2 separate regions of the Homo sapiens genome follow, and region 1 is linked to region 2. Evidence: chromatin contacts called from ENCODE Hi-C or POLR2A ChIA-PET data. All regions are on one chromosome and are shown on one strand. The core of a region is the stretch at or near the end of the contact, and the rest is flanking DNA. Distances in the headings are between cores, read along the strand shown. Region 1 overlaps LAMA1 (laminin subunit alpha 1). Region 2 overlaps LAMA1 (laminin subunit alpha 1).

The links. A loop is a pair of places that touch in the nucleus more often than their neighbours do. ChIA-PET counts read pairs that join two places held with the same protein, here RNA polymerase II (POLR2A). Pooled maps may share reads with other maps.
Region 1: a loop to region 2 is called in a map of mammary epithelial cell, with 6 times the contacts of the local background. The contact joins two enhancer-like sites. A Hi-C loop is called at or near these places in 4 of 168 maps with a recorded cell type or tissue (MCF 10A, heart right ventricle, lower leg skin and 1 more), 2 of 37 single-sample maps with no recorded cell type and 1 of 50 pooled maps. POLR2A ChIA-PET finds 5 or more read pairs at or near these places in 2 of 52 experiments (MCF 10A and PC-9).

The regions. Positions count from the first base shown.
Region 1 is chr18:7,034,678-7,041,243 of GRCh38, forward strand. LAMA1 (laminin subunit alpha 1) reads right to left here. Exons shown (of 63, transcript NM_005559.4): 10 at 5,399-5,559; 11 at 4,133-4,273; 12 at 2,901-3,074; 13 at 1,310-1,411; 14 at 1-13. Among named protein-coding and RNA genes, the nearest start is that of LAMA1, 80 kb to the right of the region's middle. RefSeq lists enhancers at 11-1,210, 3,424-3,924, 3,470-4,669, 3,633-3,927, 3,925-4,425. Within about 2 kb of position 3,839, at least 15 of the 41 ENCODE cell types and tissues checked have a DNase peak (open chromatin) inside an H3K27ac peak, as active enhancers do; they include mammary epithelial cell, where a contact is called at or near this core.
Region 2 is chr18:6,992,555-6,999,844 of GRCh38, forward strand. It overlaps LAMA1 (laminin subunit alpha 1), which reads right to left. Exons shown (of 63, transcript NM_005559.4): 32 at 6,891-7,084; 33 at 5,188-5,330; 34 at 2,803-2,892; 35 at 1,087-1,198; 36 at 7-166. Among named protein-coding and RNA genes, the nearest start is that of LINC00668, 66 kb to the left of the region's middle. Within about 2 kb of position 1,662, at least 4 of the 41 ENCODE cell types and tissues checked have a DNase peak (open chromatin) inside an H3K27ac peak, as active enhancers do; they include mammary epithelial cell, where a contact is called at or near this core.

The DNA of each region.
Region 1 (6,566 bases), core at 2,589-5,088, 44 kb after region 2:
TGAGTCCGTTTCCCTAACATTTAAAAACAAGAGAAAATATATTTGTCATTCAATTTAATGATAAAATAAAAATAAAATCAAATTTTGTATTCAGCAACGTGGTTTTTCATTCGTGCCTAGCTTCTTGTGGCAAACGTGTAATGGTGTGTACAGCTCTTGGCCCAGAATTATCAGAGAAAAGGTGTTTCATTGTATTATTTTTAGAGGGGTTCTGGTAATAAACTGAAAGCCTGTGTACTTCGCTGGGATCTTGGAAAAGAAAGAAAGTCGTGCAGTTGCCCACAGCTTTTATCAAAGCAACCCATCTGACACCTCTAATCTTTAACTAAAGTACAGAAGTAGAAAAAGTATGTAAACATAGCTCCAGCTTTTCATCAAGTTGCTGTTCACAAAAGTGATTTACCGTGTGCGGTCTGCAATTGGTCAGGCTGGAGATGGAGGTGAAGATAGCTCCAGGTGAAAGGACATGAGAGACAAGAACCTGGAGTGGTTTCTGCCCAGACATGCCCCAGACCCTGGGACATTACCACTTGGGGAGTCCTCCTGACTGAGCTGGATCTTTTTATGGAGACTGAGGATGTGGGGATAGGGACAGAGGCTGAGGACAAGTATGGCAACACGTCTACTGTCCTCAGACCGCCAAGTACTGCCTAATCCATTCATCTGAGAGGCAAAGTGGCACAGGGAAGAAGAGACTTCAAAAAGAAGATTCAAGGTCAGAGCAAAAATTTGTCTCCTTTTTACTTAAAATTTTTTTTTTTTTGAGATAGGCTCTCTCTCTGTCACCCAGGTTGGAGTGCAGTGGTGCAATCACAGCTCACTATAACCTTGAACTCCTGGGCTCAAGCCATCCTCCTGCCTCACCCTCCCGAGTACCTGGGATTACAGGCACGTGCCACGGTGCCTGGCTAATATTTTTTGAGAGACGGGGGTCTCACTATGTTGCCCAGACTGGTCTCAAACTCCTGGCTTCAAACAATCCTCCTGTCTCAGCCTCCCAAAGCACTTACATTATAAGCATGAGCCACCAAGCCCAGCTCCCTTTCTTTTTAAATGTGAAAAGATGGGTACACCCTGGAGATGAAGAGAAGAGTGGCGGGTGCTGTCCTGAGGCAACTCCAGAAATGGGCTCAAAGACAGATTCTCACACTCACCATCTCAGTAGTCCCCACGCAAGTCCAGGGTCTACTGAATGGCCACCTGGCCACCAGCTCCTTGCTGGGATGTCCTCACCTAGTAACTTTCAGTCATAAACTATCAGCCCACTAAGCCCTAAGCTCTATAGCAGAATCAAAGCAAAAACAATCACCTTAATGATGACGTCAGCATGCGACATGAGGTTACTGTCTACCGTCTCTACCGGAATATCGTAGGACACCGTGTATTTCAGGAATCCGCCAAACGCAGTCAGCTGAAATGTTTAAGCGAGAATGAACACGAAAGGGGAAGACAATCACAGCAACAATCAAGTAAGAGGAAGTGGTCACTGGGATCCATCTGCAAACAACTAGGCTACAACTATCCCCTTGACCATGACAGACAAGGAAATTCACATTAAAGGCAGTGAAAGGGGAGTATATTCATAAACATTTTGGTTAATCAATATTACCAACATGCAGGACACTGTTTGAAAGCACAGAAGAAAAATGTACTCTTTGTTAGAGACCACAAGGCAAATTACTATAAACTTTTGTTAATCACACAATAGATATTTACTTCGGTTAAGTAATTTAGGGGATGAGGAGTTTGACCCATGTCTACAATCTCCACATTTTCATTTCAGCATCCTCCTCATAGGACAACAAAGAATATGTCTGATTTGCTAGTTAGAGAAAGGACTAAAGGTGTTTCTTCTGATTAGATGTCCTTCAATATAAAATTAAGATTTTCTTTCTGATGGGTATATGACAGCAATATATTGTTCAGAACCCAACTTTGCACCATAAAATTGGAGAAGTGATATCAAGAGAAAAAAAAATCATTGAACTCTGTTGATAAAATCATATCAATAGAGCACATGTTCTAGGATTATAATTTGAGAAAAAAATAATTTTCAAAAATAAATACTCCTTAAAAATATACAAAACAAGTTTTAAAATGAAAATATCATCAAATTAAATAGAAGCGTACCAAGCTACAAGACTACACTAGCATGCCTGTATGCCATTACTTTAAAACAAAACAAAACCAAAAACCCGGGAAGGTAAGCAGGGAGCTATAATAATTGAGATGCATTCTCGGGAATAAATTTTCGTATCAATCAGAATCTGGAGAGATGCGGCATAAGTGGGGAGGGGGGAATGGGAACACATCATTGCAAGGAAGGCCCAAGCCTACAAACCAACCTCCACATTGCAGAATCACCAGTTTGCATTTTCTTGAAATATAACAAAAGCAGAAAGTATTCCATCTGTTCCTAAATGTGAGCTTCAGATGAGCACAGCCTGCCACGGTACTCAAAGTGAGGGAGCAGCACAGCAGTCCCATTGCTGGAACCTTCCCTGGGTTGTTTCTTGTATGCCAGGCCCTCCACTAAGCCATGGAGGCTCTAAGCTGAGCCTATGGCAAACTAAACAAAGCGGGAATGTGAGGAACACTTCATAAACAAGTGATCCAGGGACCCAGAAAGTTTATCTCAGAGACGGGGATGAGACTTCACCAAACACACTGCTCAGGAACCAGACCAGAAGAGCAGAAGTTCTTATTTGAATAATACAACATAAAGTCTAACAAGGCTAGAAAACCTTCTTTGTATCATCAGATGCAAGTACAGGCTATGAAATGCTGTCCAACACTCAGGTGCCCTATGAGACTACCTAAAATGCAGGCAGCGCAAGTTCTTTCTCAGTGTTCCCTGAGATCTTCATCTGAGACATCGCTACCTGCAGGGTCACACGCACCTTATTTCCAAGGTAGGCCTCGGGGGCTGCCCAGTAGTACTTGGGAGCCAGTCTCTGCATGACCGCGGTGTTGTTGATGCTGACCTGATGGCGCCCGCCTAGTGCATCTTGCTGAGACGGGATCTTCCTGGGACTGATCAAGTCGGTGACCAGCCACCCGGACATACTGTTTACCTTAAAAACAAATTCAAGAATTTTGAAGTATGAAATAGAACTTACCTTAGATTTCACCCAGTGCAGCAGTAATATTTTCACAATGAAGAAATGGGCCAGAAAGCTTCTCTAGGGATGGCATTAACATAACACCTGTGGCTGCTGAACCTCATGACCCTTGACCCTTCCACTTGTAAAGGACCAGGAGGACCTGAGAACAAGTCTCACTACTCCAAATCCAGATCCAGTATAAGCAAATAAATGAGCAAAACCATAAAGGCCATGGGTATAGATTTTAGATTTAAAACAACAAAGAACATCATAAATGCATTCAGCAAAATGTCTCTTGCTAAGTCTGACTCCCTCTTCTTCGTTGCCCCCTGCTTTTTACCCAAATGTTGAAAAATGTACAAAGATAACCTCTAGATCTTATACTCCCAATGCGTCACCGACATAGAGGTGATGGTACTCCCCCCAGCGTGGTGTCCACAGCAGTCACTGCTGGGTAAGTCCCTACCGAGCAGCTCCTCCCTTGCCTGCAGCCATCACACCATCTCCACCTCTCCTAGCCACCACTGGACACCCCTGTTGAACCCATCACCCCAGAACTCCCTGTTCCGGAAACAACTTGGCCTGCATTCCTAAACCCTGCACCACGTGCCGCTGTTCCCACCCTCGCCACTGGAGGGCCTCCTACTCCTTAGCGTCTTTGAGCTGGAAAATCCCCATGGCCCCACGGCCCTCTGGGCTCCCAGGCCTGAGAGCAGCAGGGGCGGGCGGAGGGAGAGCCGACCTCCCCACCCAATCCATTTCCCCACAGAAGAAATTGAAACAAGACGTGTTCTCTAGTGCCACATCATCCTGTTTTTTCCATAGAGAAATGTGTGTGGGAGTAAGCACATGACCTATAAAGAATCTTGAGAGGCAGACGGCTGCCTTTGACCCACGTCAGTATCATTGCATAGCGATGAGAGTGGTGTCACGGGAAGTCATCCTCATTTCCTCCTCACACAGCTCGTGCCAAGCTTGTGCAATACGACCTGCTCATTAAATCCCGCCGCGCAGATGGCGCCTCCCACCTGACCAACAGGCCAAGAGAGGCTGCTGCAGACATCAGAAACGCCAAAGCAGAAGCACTCGGAGCAGCCCCGGGGGTTTTTTTCCTTCAAGTTATAGAATCCTGGCTTGCAGCGATCACAGGCCTTCCCCTCAACGTTTTCCTGTAAGTTAGGGTAAAAGATTAGCTTTTGAAACCAATGTGTCTGTCCAGAGAGAATAAAATGACATTAACAAGATAGGTGTTCGGTGATCCACAGAGACAGGTGAATAAACGTCCAAAGTAAAGGTGAGGCCTCATAAAGTCAATATTTCCAGAATAGAGATTTTGAATTATATATAATTTGATTTTGTACTCAAGAACAAGGCTGGAGATCTTAGAACTCGGTCATTCCATTTAAATTGTTTTGTTTTGTTTTAAATTTTTCATTTTTTTACTGATCTTTCCAGCATTTCAAAATCTGAAGAGAGCTATAGAATTTTCTCTTATTCATAAATGCTCAAGATTATTTCCAGTAGTATATAACATGTGCCTAAGACTGCACAGGTGGGAATAAGCACATAGGTACAATGGAATGTCCTATGAATTATGAAGAAATTGTTATTAATATTGTAAGGCCAAATAAAACCCCTCACTGGCACCATATTAATGCATTTCTTATGACTATTCAACTCCTTTTTAACAGACACTCAAAATAGCATATCTGCGTTTAATTGGTGTTCTCAGAAATTTAATGTTAATCTGGTTCTCTTCCGAATACAAAGCTGGAAAAGAATACCATAGAATTAAGCTAGGGGTCAACAGCATCTCTTTTGCAACTACTCAACTCAGCCTTTATTGGTTGAACATAGTCATAGAAAATACATAAGCAAATGGATACAGCTCTGTTCCAATAAAACTTTATTCACAAAACAGGCAGTGTGTCAGATTTGGCCCACGAGCCATAGTTTACCAAGTCCTGGTTTAAAGAAAGAAAACAGAGATGAGGCCCACAGAGGAGGTGGGAATATAAAGGTATGCAGTGTTTGGTGTCCTCTAAGAAGTCACAGAAATGCCTCTGGAATATATCACCATTACCAGAGGTACAAAAAAAGAAGCCAGATGCCCATGTGAGTCCAAGCATATATAATACAGCCAACTCGGTGTGGCTTGGAGAGAAGGGGCAAGGGGAGTTCTGCTTAAACCTTACCACTTTGCTCAAGAACTGATCATTGGAGCCAATGGAAAACACTCCTTTTCCAGAGAAGCTCAAAGGAAGCTCAGGGGTGTCTCTGACCTCCCCACTTACCTTACAAACACAGGGCCCTGTGCAGGGCTCATCACTGGCACTGCCCACTGGGTTGCACCCACAGGAGACACAGGTCGGGTAATCCTTATAGCCAAGTTGGCAGCGATCACATTTTTCTCCTGTATAACCTTCCTTACATGGGCACTGACCTGGCTGCTTCCCTAGAAAGACAACAATGGCAATGACCCAACATGAAGGCAAAAGAGGTTTAAAGCAGGGGTTGGCAAATGTTTTCTGTAAAGGGTCAGAGGGTATCTATTTTAGGCTTTTTGGCCTCAGAGTCTCATTTGCAGCTGCTCAGCTCAGCCATTATTGTTCGAACACAGCCATAGAGAATACACAGGCAAATGGCTATATCTCCATTCCAATAAAACTTTATTCATAAGAACAGACAGTGTGCTGGATTTGGCCCATGGGCCATAGTTTGCCAATTCCTTGTTTAAAGAAAGAAAACAGAGATGAAACCCGTGGAGGGAGCTGGGAATATAAAATGGTAGAGTGACTTTGGAAAACCTTTTGACACTTCTTCAAAATGTTAAGTTATAGAGTTGCCATAAGATCCAGCAACTGCACTCCTAAGTAAACACCCAATAAAATAATGAAAACATACACCCACAAAAGTCCCTAGTAGCATTGTTCATAATGGCCCCAAAGTAGAAACAATTCAAATGTTCATCAACTGATGAATGGATATATGAAACATGGTATGTCCATACTATGAAATATTATTTGGTAATAAAAAGGGTTGAAATACTGATACATGGTACAACACGGATGACCTTGAAAACATTATACTAAATGAAAGAAGCCAGTCACCAAAAACCAACATATATGGTTCCATTTCTAAGTTCAGAATAGGTAAATCTGCAAAGAAAAAGGTAATTAACGATTGCCAGGGGCCGGGAGAAGGGGCTGGAGGAAAGTAAGAAGTGACAGCTAGTTTGTAAGGGGCTTCTTTATGGGATGATGAAAATGTTCGACTCTTAGATTGTGGTGATGGTTGCACCAATACACCAAAACAATGAATTGTAGACTTCAAATGGGAGAACTGTATCGTTGTAAATTATAAAACTGTTTTGTAAAAAAAAAAAAGCACAGAGGCAAGTGGCAGAGAGCAGCAAGCACTATCTTTGCTTTTAATGTCAGTTTTGAAACCTTCAGGCAGTTA
Region 2 (7,290 bases), core at 412-2,911:
ACTTACTTGAGTTCAAGGGTGGCATTTTGGTGCAACTGTGTGAAGTCTCTTATCTGCATGATTTCTAGCAAAGATGTACCATTCTGTTGCATGTTCTGAAGAGTAGAATTGGGTAGTAGGAAATCTTCATCCAAAGTCTGATTTAAAGTTGTCTTTTCCATAATTTCTATGGAGAAAATTCATCAATTATTTAATAAGCCTCTCAAAAGTGGCTAGTACCAAGTGAAGAACTTAGAAACTTCTCTGCTGAGGACTGCTCTGTTTACCTAAGCTGAGTTGGACCTCCATGTCAGGCCAGGCCACCTGGCATATCCCAGTGTACTCTGCACATCCCCTAACTAAACATTCATGAACTTGGGATTACTGGTCTATTTCAAAGTCTTCTCATGCACCAATAAACTCCCTAAAGGCAAGGACATGGTGTCAACCTCAGCATTTCCTTGTACCTGGCAGAGACATCTGCACATGAAAAATAAATGTTCTCAATAAATATTTACTGCATAAATAAACCACCAATGCTTGATCCTACTTTTTTTATTAAGTATACTTTGTTCTAATAATTTCCTTACCTTTTGCCCTATAAAGTCTGATTTTTATTGGATTCTGTACTTTTTAAGCCCTTACACTATAATATAAAAAGAAGAGCGATCATATGTTTCTGGTAGCCAGAAAACTGAAAATAGTATGCTAAAAGCCACAGCACACCCAACTGAGAAGTGATTAAATTATTCTAATGTGATGGATATACTTGGTACCTAACTGAAGTCCCAAATCCTGTCAGCTCCTATTCTGGGCAAATGGATGGAGAGCTACCATACTAACTTTACCATAACAGGGCTTGAGAATTAGGATCTAAGTTTTAGGCATAATGCAGAAAATAAAAAAAGAAATATGCATTTTTTTAAAGCTAAAACTCTCAGTCAAAGACTAAAGTTTGCACATCTCAGGATCCCCAAACTATTCCAGCCCCTCTGGTTCCGGAAACCCGATGCAAGAGATATACATCTATTCATATGTTTAATAAAGCAATGGTGACTTCTTACTAGATAAGCACAGATACTTCAAACTAGACACTGCCCACACTACCTGTGATGCTCATCTGCAGCCTCTCAATGGCTATGGCCAGGTCTTGACTCTCCTTGAAGATTCTCTCAGTTGCCCTATTCACCTTTTGGGTACTCGCTAACATCCTAGTGAGCTGGTGGAAAAATAAAGTCTCAGGTTAGTTTGACTTTAAGTAATTAGTTTGACTTTAAATAATACGCAAGTTGTAATATTCCACTGTTGCCGCTTATAAGCAACAACATATATTCCAGAATATAGAGTAAAGATGAGCATTATCATGCAAGCCGAGCTTAATATTTTGGGGTTAGAAATGGACTAAGTAGTTAATGAAATAATTTACAACTCACTCAGCATAAGAAAAGATGGGTATGTTTTTAAAAGCAGGCTAATTGTGTATTAAACTACAGATTCTCCTAGTGGCTATACTGTGAGGGCCCTCGATTCACTTTAAAACCCAAATATACAGAATATAGAAAGTAAACCTTACTGATTTGTATGGCCTATGAGATGTTAGTCTCTAGGAGTTAAGAACACGGAGTCAGGCAAGCTGATTTTAGACCTGATTCTCCAGGCTGTGGACAGGCCCAGACATCTCCAAGCATTGTCTGTAACACTTGGGAAACAGCAACGCTTACCTCCCAGGGCTGCTACGAGAACTACACAAGACGAGAGCCAGGAAGTCAGCAGCCCAGAGGCTGACACTTAGCTGTCCTCAGCTGTTATTTCTACTGGGATTTTTACTCTTTGTTAAAGGAAAGGTTGTTTGTAATTTCCAAGAATGTAGAGTAACCCAGTCTGAGTTTGGTGTTTTCTAGTCAAGACCAAAGAGAATAACGGATACAGAGAATTTATTTTAATCAGCCTATTTCCAACCAAATGTTTGCTTGATGAGGTACTTAAACCCAAACTTAAACCCTTCAACTCTTTCCAAAACATCGTTAATTCTAAATTAACAGGAGCCAAACTATACTTCCTAGGGTGATGTTTGTGTATGTGTGCATGTGTTGATGGAGATTAGACATCCATATGTATAGATACACCATCACAGTACAGACACACACACACACACACACACACACATACAAAATTCATAAATGAAAAAACAGTAAATTTGACAATAATCCTTCCTCACCATCTGCAGAAGGGGAGATTCTTTTTTAGGTCACTAAATGCCATTCCTCTGGCACAGGCTAAACAGAATAAATAATTCCCTGATGACAGAAAAACAAGCTCACTTGCCATTCAGGGCCCTAAAATCAGAACCACCCCAGCCTGAAGCCTGAAGTTTGCACAGATGCCTCATCATGAGGTCTGTGCCCTCCCTGCTCCACCCAGCAAGCTGCAGAGAGCATTACTGATGTTCAGTCCGTGCTTTTGGGCTCACCGTGTACTTCGTTACTGAATGAATTTAGGAGAAGGAAGAAACCTCAGCAATCTTTTCATCCCCGCCCCACCTTTGTTTCAGAGGAGAAAATGAAAGTCAGAGCCAAGAGACTGCCCAACTCTGTCCTCAGCAGAGATGACAACAGACATTAAGTCGGGAGCCTTTTCCCACTAAACCACAGAAACTGGCAGGGTCAAAACCAATTTGATGATTAAGTACCTGGAGCACAGCTCGTGGGAGGAAGAGGCTGGCATGATCTAATCAGAACCTTCCAGACAGCCCCAAGGCAACTGCTCAGGAGGGCTGATGGGAGGGACCAGGAGGAAGGTTGGTTGGTTATGGAAAGAATTTACCTTCTTTTGCAGGTTGTCCGTTTCTTCTGCAACACCTTCAAGCTTAATTTTTCCCAGGTCCTTTTGCATATTTTCTTTTAATAAAGATTCCTAGGAAGAATGGAGGAAACAAATTACAATGCTTCGAAGTAAAATGTTCTGATTCTTAACTAAGAAGCACTTGCATTTCTTTTTTGTTCACAGAAAGAAATTCTTCTTTCCTTGGAACTGTCATTTTAAAAAAAAATGGATCACATTTACTTAGGTTTCGATTATAGCGACATGATTCTACACTGCCATCCTTTGCATTATATTTCTGATATAGATATAAATTTAAAATCTGTTGTGTTCAGCAGAATCTGATACTGCTGCAATTCTCAGATAAAAGTCTGGCTTTATCTCAATAGCAGAGTCACACAAATTTAACTATAATTGCAACACCTAAGAAAAAAATGCCTTTTAGGCTAAACTACAAAAGAATTCAATAAAGAAAGACTTTATAAATACTAAAAATAAAGAAAAATAAAGTGCTTAATTTATGCCAACAGCCTTCTAATTTCTTGTATAATTTTATTTCAACCTTAAAACTTGATGAATACTTTACATAAACACAAAAAGTTATTTAAAGAAAACGGACAAGTGGTTTATTTAGAGCAAATCATTCAAAATGAGTTAAAATTTAAATCAAATATTTGTCTTATTTGATATATATAAAATAGTTATATCCCTGGGACCAAGACTGGCAGATATTATACTGATCGTGTATATAGTGATTGGAAAAAAAAGTTAAATATTCTTTTTTTTATAGAGGTAAAAGCTCTCATTTTTCAAAAACACTTTGTGACGTTTGAGGAAAGTATAACATAAAAACATCTCTTAGAGGTCCCTAACCTTTCTGAACTACCATTATAGAGAAAAGACCACTGCAAATCAAGACGGATTCAAGAACCAGCCCCATCCCAGCGCACACATAAACACACGCACACACCTAAGGAAGTCCTAAGTTTGAGGAAAACTCTTATCTAAGAAAAGGCATTTAGGAATGGCCATCCCTTTTATTGCTACCTGGTGCACTGCATAGATTATGTCAAATTCTAACGCATATATAAAGCAAAATTTAAGAATCACACTGTTTTCCAATTAGAATTAAAAGTAGGTCGGGCGTGGTAGCTCATGCCTATAATCCCAGAAATTTGAGAGGTCAAGGTGGGAGGTTCTCTTGAGCTTAGGAGTTCAAGACCAGCCTGCACAACATAGTGAGAGCTCATCTCTATTAAAAATAAAAATAAAAGAACTAGCCAGGCATGGTGGTGTGTGCCTGTAGTCTCAGCTACTTGGGAGGCTAAGGCAGGAGGATCCCTTGAGCTATGGAGGTTAAGGCTGCAGTGGGCCATGACTGCGCCACTGCATGCCAACCTGGGTGACTGAGGGAGACCCTGTCTCAAAAAAATAATAAAATAAATAAATAAGATAATAAAAATAAATAAGTGCTATAGTAGGATGCTGTCTACTAAGTTAATTTCTTAACTCCTCACCCTTTTTTGACCCAGGCTCTGTTGATGAAAACATAAAACTATGATTTACTGCCAGACATTTAATGTAGCCTTCCAGGGAGGAGAGATTTTGTGCCCTGCAACTTTAGTGCAGTGAAGAATAATACACTTTAAAAATAATATACCTTAAAGAAGATACTGTTCAGATTTATTTTCTGCTTTTCTTCTCTTTTTCTTTTTCTTTTTCTTTTTCTGAGATGGAGTCTTGCTCTGTCGCCAGGCTGGAGTGCAGTGGTGTGATCTCGGCTCACTGCAACCTCCACCTCCCAGGTTCAAGCAATTCTCCTGCCTCAGCCTCCCAGGTAGCTGGGACTACAGGCACGCGCCACCACATCCAGCTAATTTTTGTATTTTTGGTAGAGATGGGGTTTCACCACGTTGGCCAGGATGGTCTCGATCTCTTGACCTCGTGATCCACCCGCCTTGGCCCCCCAAAGTGCTGGGATGCTGGGATTACAGGTGTGAGCCACCGTGCCTGGCCTATTTTCTGCTTTTCTAATAGGGCAGCTGTTTGCAAATACCCAAAGTTGTCTTACAGAAGAGCAAGTGGACTTGGCCTTATCCCAAAAGGCAGAATGAGGGCCACAGAGGGCAGCATTGATGAGGAGTCCTCCAGAGAGCACTGAAATGATGAGAGCTGTCCCACCGTGAAACAAGCTAGCGTGTGAGATAAGTAAGTAAGTGCCTGTCACTGGTCACAGTCAAGGAAAGACTGGACACCTGCCCGCAGGGGCTGATGGAAGTTGGGCTCTCACAATGTGGGGAGGACACATGGAATGACTCCCACCATTCCCAATGACTATATCCCTTAATGATACAAGTGTCTGTTCATCTCTGTATTTCCAGTACCTACCTGGAGATATTTAGTTGTATTTTCCAGGTTTGACAAAATTCCATATGGGACAGGGATAATGCCAGTGAGGTTCAGAGAAAGAACGGCATCACCAATCTCATCCAAGTCATTCAGCAGCACACCTACACACTCATCATCACAGGCTACAAGACAAATTTTTAAAAAGGAGAGTTAAAGTTAATGCGATGTGGTCTGCCCATTTTTTCATGGAGTTGCGCAAGTTGTTTTGTGAAAATGACACATGCGGTCAGAGTACACTCCAAGACCCCGTGCACCACATCTGATCTCATTCTCACTCCAACTGTGCCATGGGTGGCACGGCAGGAAGTGCTAGGCCCCTATTCAATGATGACGCCAAGACTCAGATCAGATAAGTAACTTCCCAGAGGTCACACAGAAAGAAACAGCTGAGGCCAAGAGTGGCGCCCAGTAAGCAAAAGGGTCTTTGCTTACTAAGTGATAAGGTGGTAAGAGAGTTGAAACAACTATGAGCAAGCATGAAAAACAGCAGGGGGAAGAGGGGTGAACACACGCTGACGAAAAGAACTTTATTGACTGTAATGAAAGGCGAGGAAGGCAAGCCAGGGAAGCAAAGGCAAGGAAGTAAGGCAGAACTGGAGAACGGATGCACCTAAAGACAGGCAGGGAGTTATGGCACACATTTCATTCTTCTGCCCCCATCTTTATGCTGCCTGGCTCATCTTTAACTAGGACCCACTGCACTGAATCCCAGCATTCCCTTCCACAGCCTGCTCTGTCACCTCCTCAGGCAGTTTGCAAATGCATCTTTCACAAGTACAAGTGAAGGACACTGGAGAGAATAGTGGGGGTGTTTGTGCTTATAACCCACACAAAAGTCAAAGCAAAAAAGACCTCCAATGCCATGGTCCTAACAGGCCTCCCTATCTTCCCCATTAACCCCTGAGAAGACATCCCAAGCTGACTATCTCATGCACTTGCTGGTAGAATAAATCAGAACTGGAAAAAAAGTTTACAAAAGCCCACGACAGGCCGGGCATGGTGGTTCATGCCTGTAATCCCAGAATTTTGGGAGGCCAAGGCAGGCGGATTGCCTGAGGTCAGGAGTTCAAGACCAGCCTGGCCAACATGGTGAAACCCTGTCTCTACTAAAAATACAAAAATTAGCCAGGCAAGGTGGTGGACACCTGTGATCCCAGCTACTCGGGAGGCTGAGGCAGAGGAATCACTTGAGTCCAGGAGGCGGAGGTTGCAATAAGCCGAGATTGTGCTACTGCACTCCAGCCTGGGGGACAGAGCAAGACTCCATTTTTTTGTTTTTGTTTTTTTTTTAAGTCCATGATAGTCACGAGTGGAAGCTATCATGAAATTGGGGTAACACAAATGACAACCCCACAAAGCTGTTTCCTCTCCTGCACTAAATCACTCCTGGCTCCACTAAAGGAAATATTAATGCCACTAAAGGAGAAAGTTGAAATCACTGTGCTGCTCTGAGTGCCAGAGGAATAAACTGCTATCTTAGAACCTCCTGCCTCAGCTGGAAAACACATGATGAAAGGTTCAGTTCAGCAGATGCAACAGTGATCTATGCTTAGAAAATAAGAAAATGAAAATAAAATAGGATGTTTTTATTCTGCAGACACTTTAGCGTGCCGTCACCACTTCTTTCCCGACACATTTGGGAGGAAAAACCATCTTTACACATTTAGAGGAGAAATACTCACAAACACAATCTGTTTCCATCAGAATGTGCCTCGGTTCACACTCATCGCACCGGAGCCCCGAGGCCCCCAGCCTGCAAACGCACTGCCCAGATGTGCGGTCACAGTCACCGTGGACAGAGCCGTGCGGGTTGCAGTCACACTTCTGGCAACTGCCACCTGGTGTTTGAGGGTTCCCATAATAGCTTGAGGAGCACCTACAGAAAGGAAGGGACATAGGTGCAGACAGGATGGTCAATACCAGCTTCTAACTTGCGACAGTAATCATTTCCGCCAAATGAAATGCAAAGCACAGATCCATTCACCTTGGGAAAACTTGTTCTGGAACAGTAATGAGGTCTTATTTCAATCAAGCACATCCAAACTGATAATTGATAATGGCTCCCAGATTACTATAGTAAAT